Regions from separate parts of the Homo sapiens genome. Here region 2 is linked to region 1. A link is a loop called in an ENCODE intact Hi-C map of the cell type or tissue named here. Cell type or tissue: CD4-positive, alpha-beta T cell. All regions are shown on one strand. Links, peaks and the distances in the headings refer to the core of each region. The heading gives the core; the rest is flanking DNA.

Region 1 (2,899 bases), core at 222-2,721:
TCGTCCAAATCCCAAGTTTTAAAGGAAATTGGGCCTCCGAGAGCTAAAGAATCTTAAGGTCACACTAGGGAGCAGCATGATGAGAGGCATTTTAGGAAAAGAATCAGGCAGCTCTATGCAGGCTGGGCTGGAAACTAGAGGCCAGGGGCAGGGAGGGCAGTGGGGGCCGTGATCTGGACATGGGACCTGTGGCGAAGGCCCAGTGTTGGTGCCTGTCACCTGTCAGTCGGAGGTCCCCTGGGAGCAGGTAGTGAAGGCTTCTGCACCAAATGCCAGAAACCAAGGTTTTGTCCCAGCCCAGCAGTGTGACTGGGGACTTCCTTGTCCCCCCGCTTAGCTTCCTGGAAAATCGAGGCGTGACCTTTGTGTTTTCTTCTTGCCGGGAGGCTCTGTTAGTGTTGGGCCATCAGAAGATGGGAGCAGAGAGCTCATCTCGGCAGGAGCCCCTTGAGGATGGGAGCGTGGCAGTGGGGATGTGCGTGGCACCCGCTGTACTGCACAGGCCTCCTCACTGGGCAGACGTGCACCATGCGTGGAGTTGTGCCAGGCGGGAGCTGTGATGGAGGCAGGAACAGGTTTGAGGGCTTGGAGAGGAAGCCTTCCAGTCCAGACTGCGCCCCCGTAGGGTAGGCCGCAGATCTTTCCTGGGGGCCTGGAGGACTTTGGACAGGAAATGGGAAAGGAAGCAGATTTGGGGACAGGGCACCAGCTGTGTTCCCTGAGAGGTAGAAGGCTCCCAGGTGGGTCTGGCAAGACCAAATCAAAGGATGTGGAGTGTGAAGTCAGAGAACCAGTTTGAAGAGAGGTGACCAGGTCCTGGAGTTTCTGACCTAAGAGGTTTTCCTAGGTAGAGGTACCTGAGCATCCCAGCACTTATCCCAGGAGGGAAGTGGAGAGAGGGCTCGGAAGGGGCCCCCCGCTGCAGGTACACCCACAGTGGGAAACCGCTTCAGGAGAAGGCTGTGCTTTGAGAACTTTTCCAGGCCCGAGAAGGGTCCGGGCTCTGAGCTCTGGGGTCCTGCGTGTCTCCAGCTGCAGCGTGTGGGGGCGCCCTGCAGCTCCCCTGCAGCGAGTACCTGCGGCAGTGGGGTTTCCGCTTACTCATTCCAGGGTCTGGCTTTTAGAGCCATAAATCTTCAGCATGAAGATCATAAATTCTCCATGGTATGATTAATGAAAGAAAAATTGAGACGGCAGCATAGAAACTGACCAGATTGAAGAAAAGTCAGAGTGACTATTTGGATGAAAGTTTCAGCCATCGCTGGCGAACCCAGAGCTTCTGAACCAGCCTGGAGCGCCACCTAGTGGCCGTAGGCGGGGCTAGCCCCGTTCCCTGGCGAAGCTTTGTGATGGCCCAGTTGGGCGATGCTGTGGGTCTCAGTGTGCCCATTCTTTGGGAGCCCTGACGTGGTTCCATGTGGGGCTGCGCCAGGGGACAGGAGGCACAGGCCCACTCTCCACAGTGTGAAGGACCCAGGCAGCTGCTGGACGTAAATCATTCGGACCCCCCTGCAGCTCCTTGCACTGTCTCTTGGTTAGTAATACGTGGCGGTGTCTGTTCCTACCTTTTTCTTCATGCACACCTTTCTGGTTCCCCATTTATCAAAATCCTATTCATTCTTCAAAGCCCAGCAAGGCCTGTCAATGCCACCTTCAAAACATCTCAAATTGGACCATTTCTCACCGCTCCTCCGTAGCCTCCTGGTATGAGTCGTCCCCAGCTCTCAAGCTGGTCTGGCTCCTGGGAAGAAAGAGAGGCTCGCAATTAGGCAGGGTAGGGATGCCCACGGGAAGGTGAGGGGAGGGGACAGACGCCTCCCTGAGGAAGGGCATCTCCTTCTTATTCCTCCACAAACCCAAGCCTAATCACAGCAGCCTCCCAGTTGCTCTCCTGGCCTCCCTCGGGCCCTCCCGCGGTCGCTTCTCCAAACAGCAGCCAGAGTGATCTGCTGAAAACCTCAGTGAGATCATGTCACTCTCCAGCTCTGGGACCTTCCCGTCACACTGAGGACACTTGCACGTTTCCTTTACCTGCGAGGTCCCAGCTGGCCTGGCCCCCGGCCACCCCGCCTGCTTTGTCTCCTACCATGTGTCACCTCACTCACTGTTGTAGCACACGGCCAGCGTGCTCCTCCTTGGCTGGCCAGGCTCCTTCCCACTCCGGGGCTTTTGCACCTGCTGTTCTCTCTGTCTGGAACGTTCTTCCCCCAGATAGTTATGTTGCTCCCTCCCCCTGTTTATTTGGGTTTTTGCTTAAACACCACCTCTTCCAAGACACCTTCGCTGCCCACACCCTCCCCAGTTATTTTCTGGCTCTTTACATTGCCTTATTTTTCTTCGTGGCGCATGTCAGCAACTGCAGTTACGTCATTTGTTGCTTACATAAGGTCAGTGTCTCCTGTAAGAATCTACTCTTCGTGAAGGCAGGGTCTTTGCCAGTGAGGTGTACCACTGTCTCCCCAGCTTGGAGAACAGGGCCTGGCACTGAATACGCAGGTGTTCACTTGGGTTTGTGGAGGAATAAGCGAAGGAGATGCCCTTCCTCAGGGAGGCGTCTGTCCCCTCCCCTCACCTTCCCATGGGCATCCCTACCCTGCCTAATTGCGGGTTGCCCTGTCTCAGCCCTGAGCCTCTGTTTCTTCCCAGGAACCAGAGCAGCTTGAGAGCAGGGGCTGGGCTGATTCCTGGAGTCAGCATAGTCTGCACAGGCCCTGGCACAGAACAGCTGCCCGGGAAGTGCCTTTCCAGCAAGCAGTGCCCGGAGCTGGCCACCCACTTCACGTAGCTTATTCCAATCTAATTCTCACAGCAGTCCAATAGGAAGGGGATGATATTCTCACTCTGCATACGAGAGGTTTGCAAGCTCACACCACCAGGATAAGCTGGAGCCGGGAGTCCT
Region 2 (2,899 bases), core at 87-2,586, 420 kb before region 1:
TCTATTGAGCCCCTTCTGTATGTATGCTAGGCCCTGTGCCATTTGACCCTCTAACCACCTTAACCACCTGCTGTGGGAACTGTTTTTTTTTTCTTTTGAGCTAGGGTCTCACCACGTTGCCCAGCCTGGAGTGCAGTGGCACAGTGATGGCTAACTGCAGCCTCGACCTCCTGGGCTCAGACAGTCCTCCCACTTCAGCCTCCCATGTAGCTGGGATTATGGGCATGTGCCACCATGCCTGGCTAATTTTTTGATATTTTTGTGGAGACGGGGTCTCATATGGTGCCCCAGGCTGGTCTTGAACTGGCCTCAAGCGATCCTCCCACTTCGGCCTCCCAAAGTGTTGGGATTACAGGCATGAACCATCATACTCGGCTAGGCAAGATACTTGACCTGTCCAGCTCAGATAGCCCACCTGTAAAATGGGGTTAATGAGGCCGGGCACGGTGGCTCACGCCTGTAATCCCAGCACTTTGGGAGGCCGAGTTGGGCCTGAGGTCGGGAGTTCAAGACTAGCCTGGCCAACATGGAGAAACCCCGTCTCTACTAAAAAGTACAAAAATTAGCCAGGCATGGTGACGGGAGCCTGTAATCCCAGCTACTCAGGAGGCTGAGGCAGGGAGAATGGTTTGAACCCAGGAGGCGGAGGTTGCAGTGAGCCAAGATCACACCACTGCACTCTAGCATGGGCAACAGAGGAAGACTCTGCCTCAAAAAAAAAGAAACAACAAAAAAAAACGGGGTTAATGATAGTTTCTACTCAGAAGGTCCTGGGGGATTAAATAATACAGAGAAGTGTTTGGCAGAACACCACCTGGCACTGTCATGCCACTGTGAGTCTCTCTGGAGTACTCTAAGTCTTTCTCCCCTTTGCCAGGGTCAGCACCTATCAGCAACTGGCAATCTTCAGGGCAAGGGTAGCAGGGAAGCAGGGAGAAGCCTGGGTCCCCACAAAGGAGACTGATCTCTCAAAGTCACCAACCTTTGGTTTTTTGTTTTTTTTTTTAAACAAAGTCTCGCTCTTGTCACCCAGGCTGGAGTGCAGTGGCGTGTTGGCTCACTGCAACCTCCACCTCCCGGGTTCAAGTGATTCCCCTGCCTCAGCCTCCTGAGTAGCTGGGATTACAGGCGCCTGCCACCACGCCCAGCTAATTTTTGTATTTTTAGTAGAGACGGGGTTTCACCATGTTGGCCAGGCTGGTCTCGAACTCCTGACCTCAGGCGATCTGCCTGCCTTGGCCTCCCAAAGTGCTGGGATTACAGGCGTGAGCCACCAGGCCCGGCCTGTTTTTTTTGTTGTTGTTGTTGTTTTTGTTTTTGTTTTTGTTTTTTTTTCAGATTAAAAATCTTCACAGCCACTCCAACTCCCCAGTGCTTTGGTCCTGCCCTTGGGATTGGAATTTGAGACATTCCTTTTCATTGCCTTCCCCCTTTCTTGTTACTCTTGCATGCGTAGTGCCTGGGCTGGACACAGTTGGGAAGCATCCGTGAGTTCCCAGGGTGGCCGGGAGGGGGAGCTGCGGGGTTCACAGCGGCTCCTCTCAACGTTCCTGGCTCCGCTCCCGACTTCTCAGCCCTGCCTGGAGGGGCTCAGCCACTGCTTTTAGCTGTCTGCTGGCTTTCCACCCTTCCAGCCTGAACCCTGACTTCCCCATGAGGCCTTCCTGTGGCGGGGACACTCCAGGTCGCTGCACCCCTTCTCTCCTGAATTTCTGTAACGACATCTAACTTTTATTTAATTAATTTATTTATTTAGAGATGGAGTTTCTCTCTTGTTGCCCCGGCTGGAGTGCAATGGCACCATCTTGGCTCACTGCAACCTCCGCCTCCCAGGTTCAAGTGATTCTCCTGCCTCAGTCTCCTGAGTAGCTGGGATTGCAGGCACCCATCACCACACCCGGCTAATTTTGTATTTTTAGTAGAGATGGGCTTTCTCCATGTTGGTCAGGCTGGTCTGGAACTCCCTACCTCAGGTGATCCGGCCGCCTCGGCCTCCTAAAGTTCTGGGATTACAGGCGTGAGCCACCACGCCCTGCCATAACATCTAACTTTTGTTCAGTTCTTCCACATATTCACTAGCTCAATTTATCCTCCCACAGTGAGGTCGGTACCTGAGGCTCCCCCCTTCATCGGTGAGGGAGCTGAGGCTGGAGAAGCTGGGCACCTCACCATGGTGATGGGGTTGGAACTGTACTCCAGGCCTTCGGGCTACAGCTTTCACTCCAGTTCTTTACATTAATAACTGACTTCCTTACAACACCCCCTGTCTCGCACTCTGGGCCCTTTGCATGTGTAGCCTTTTTTTGATAGCTATCTTTGCAAAGCTCCTTGAGGGCAGGCACTGAGTCACACTTCTCTGTGTCCCCAGTGCCTACCAGGTGTCACCTGCATAGCTGTCCCCCAGATTTTAGTGAAACTCCCTGCCTCCACTCGCTGTTCCTCCCTTGTCTCCACCTCGTCCTTCCAGCTACACTCAGAAAAGAGTTTGGTTTTCAGATGGCCAGAGCGGGGAAGGACAGAGTCCCGGTTAGAAACAGGAACCTGAGAGAGGGAGGGGTCACCTGGGCAGGGCAGGCTGGGTGGGCTCCCTGAGGAGGCACCGTCTTACTTCTTGAAGCTCGCTGGCGGCTGGATGTTGCCCTGGGCATCGAGTGGGGGTGCTCTTGCCTCACTCCTCAACTTGAGCTTCTCCACCTCCTTCAACTCCTTCACTGTCCTGAAAATCACCTGCTTCTTCCTTTTCATGTCCACAAACGTGGGATAACAGTGGATGAAGGTCAGGAAGCTGTTTTGCCCCATCCAGGAGGGAGGGGGGATGGGGTGCTCCGTGGGGGGGCATCTGTGGGCATTGGAGTCGGTCAGCCAGCGCCAGACATTGCTATCGTAGGGCCTGTCAGGC

What was found. A loop is a pair of places that touch in the nucleus more often than their neighbours do. Peaks named below come from ENCODE experiments on the same cell type or tissue, not always from the same donor. Only the 100,000 strongest peaks of a DNase experiment are listed, where the experiment ranks them.
Region 2: a loop joins it to region 1, with 3 times the contacts of the local background. A loop is called at or near these places in 3 of 110 quality-filtered maps.

What each region holds. Positions count from the first base shown.
Region 1 is chr12:3,274,326-3,277,224 of GRCh38, forward strand. The region is part of intron 3 of TSPAN9 (tetraspanin 9); the gene reads left to right. Among named protein-coding and RNA genes, the nearest start is that of LINC02827, 25 kb to the right of the region's middle. In CD4-positive, alpha-beta T cell, for the core only: CTCF peaks have their summits at 1,297 (motif pointing left) and 1,502; a DNase peak (open chromatin) is centred at 1,306.
Region 2 is chr12:2,852,288-2,855,186 of GRCh38, forward strand. TEX52 (testis expressed 52) reads right to left here. Exons shown (of 3, transcript NM_001365174.2): 2 at 2,609-2,899. It also overlaps a transcript of ITFG2 not described here. Among named protein-coding and RNA genes, the nearest start is that of TEX52, 3.3 kb to the right of the region's middle. In CD4-positive, alpha-beta T cell, for the core only: CTCF peaks have their summits at 1,547 (motif pointing right) and 1,747; a DNase peak (open chromatin) is centred at 1,524.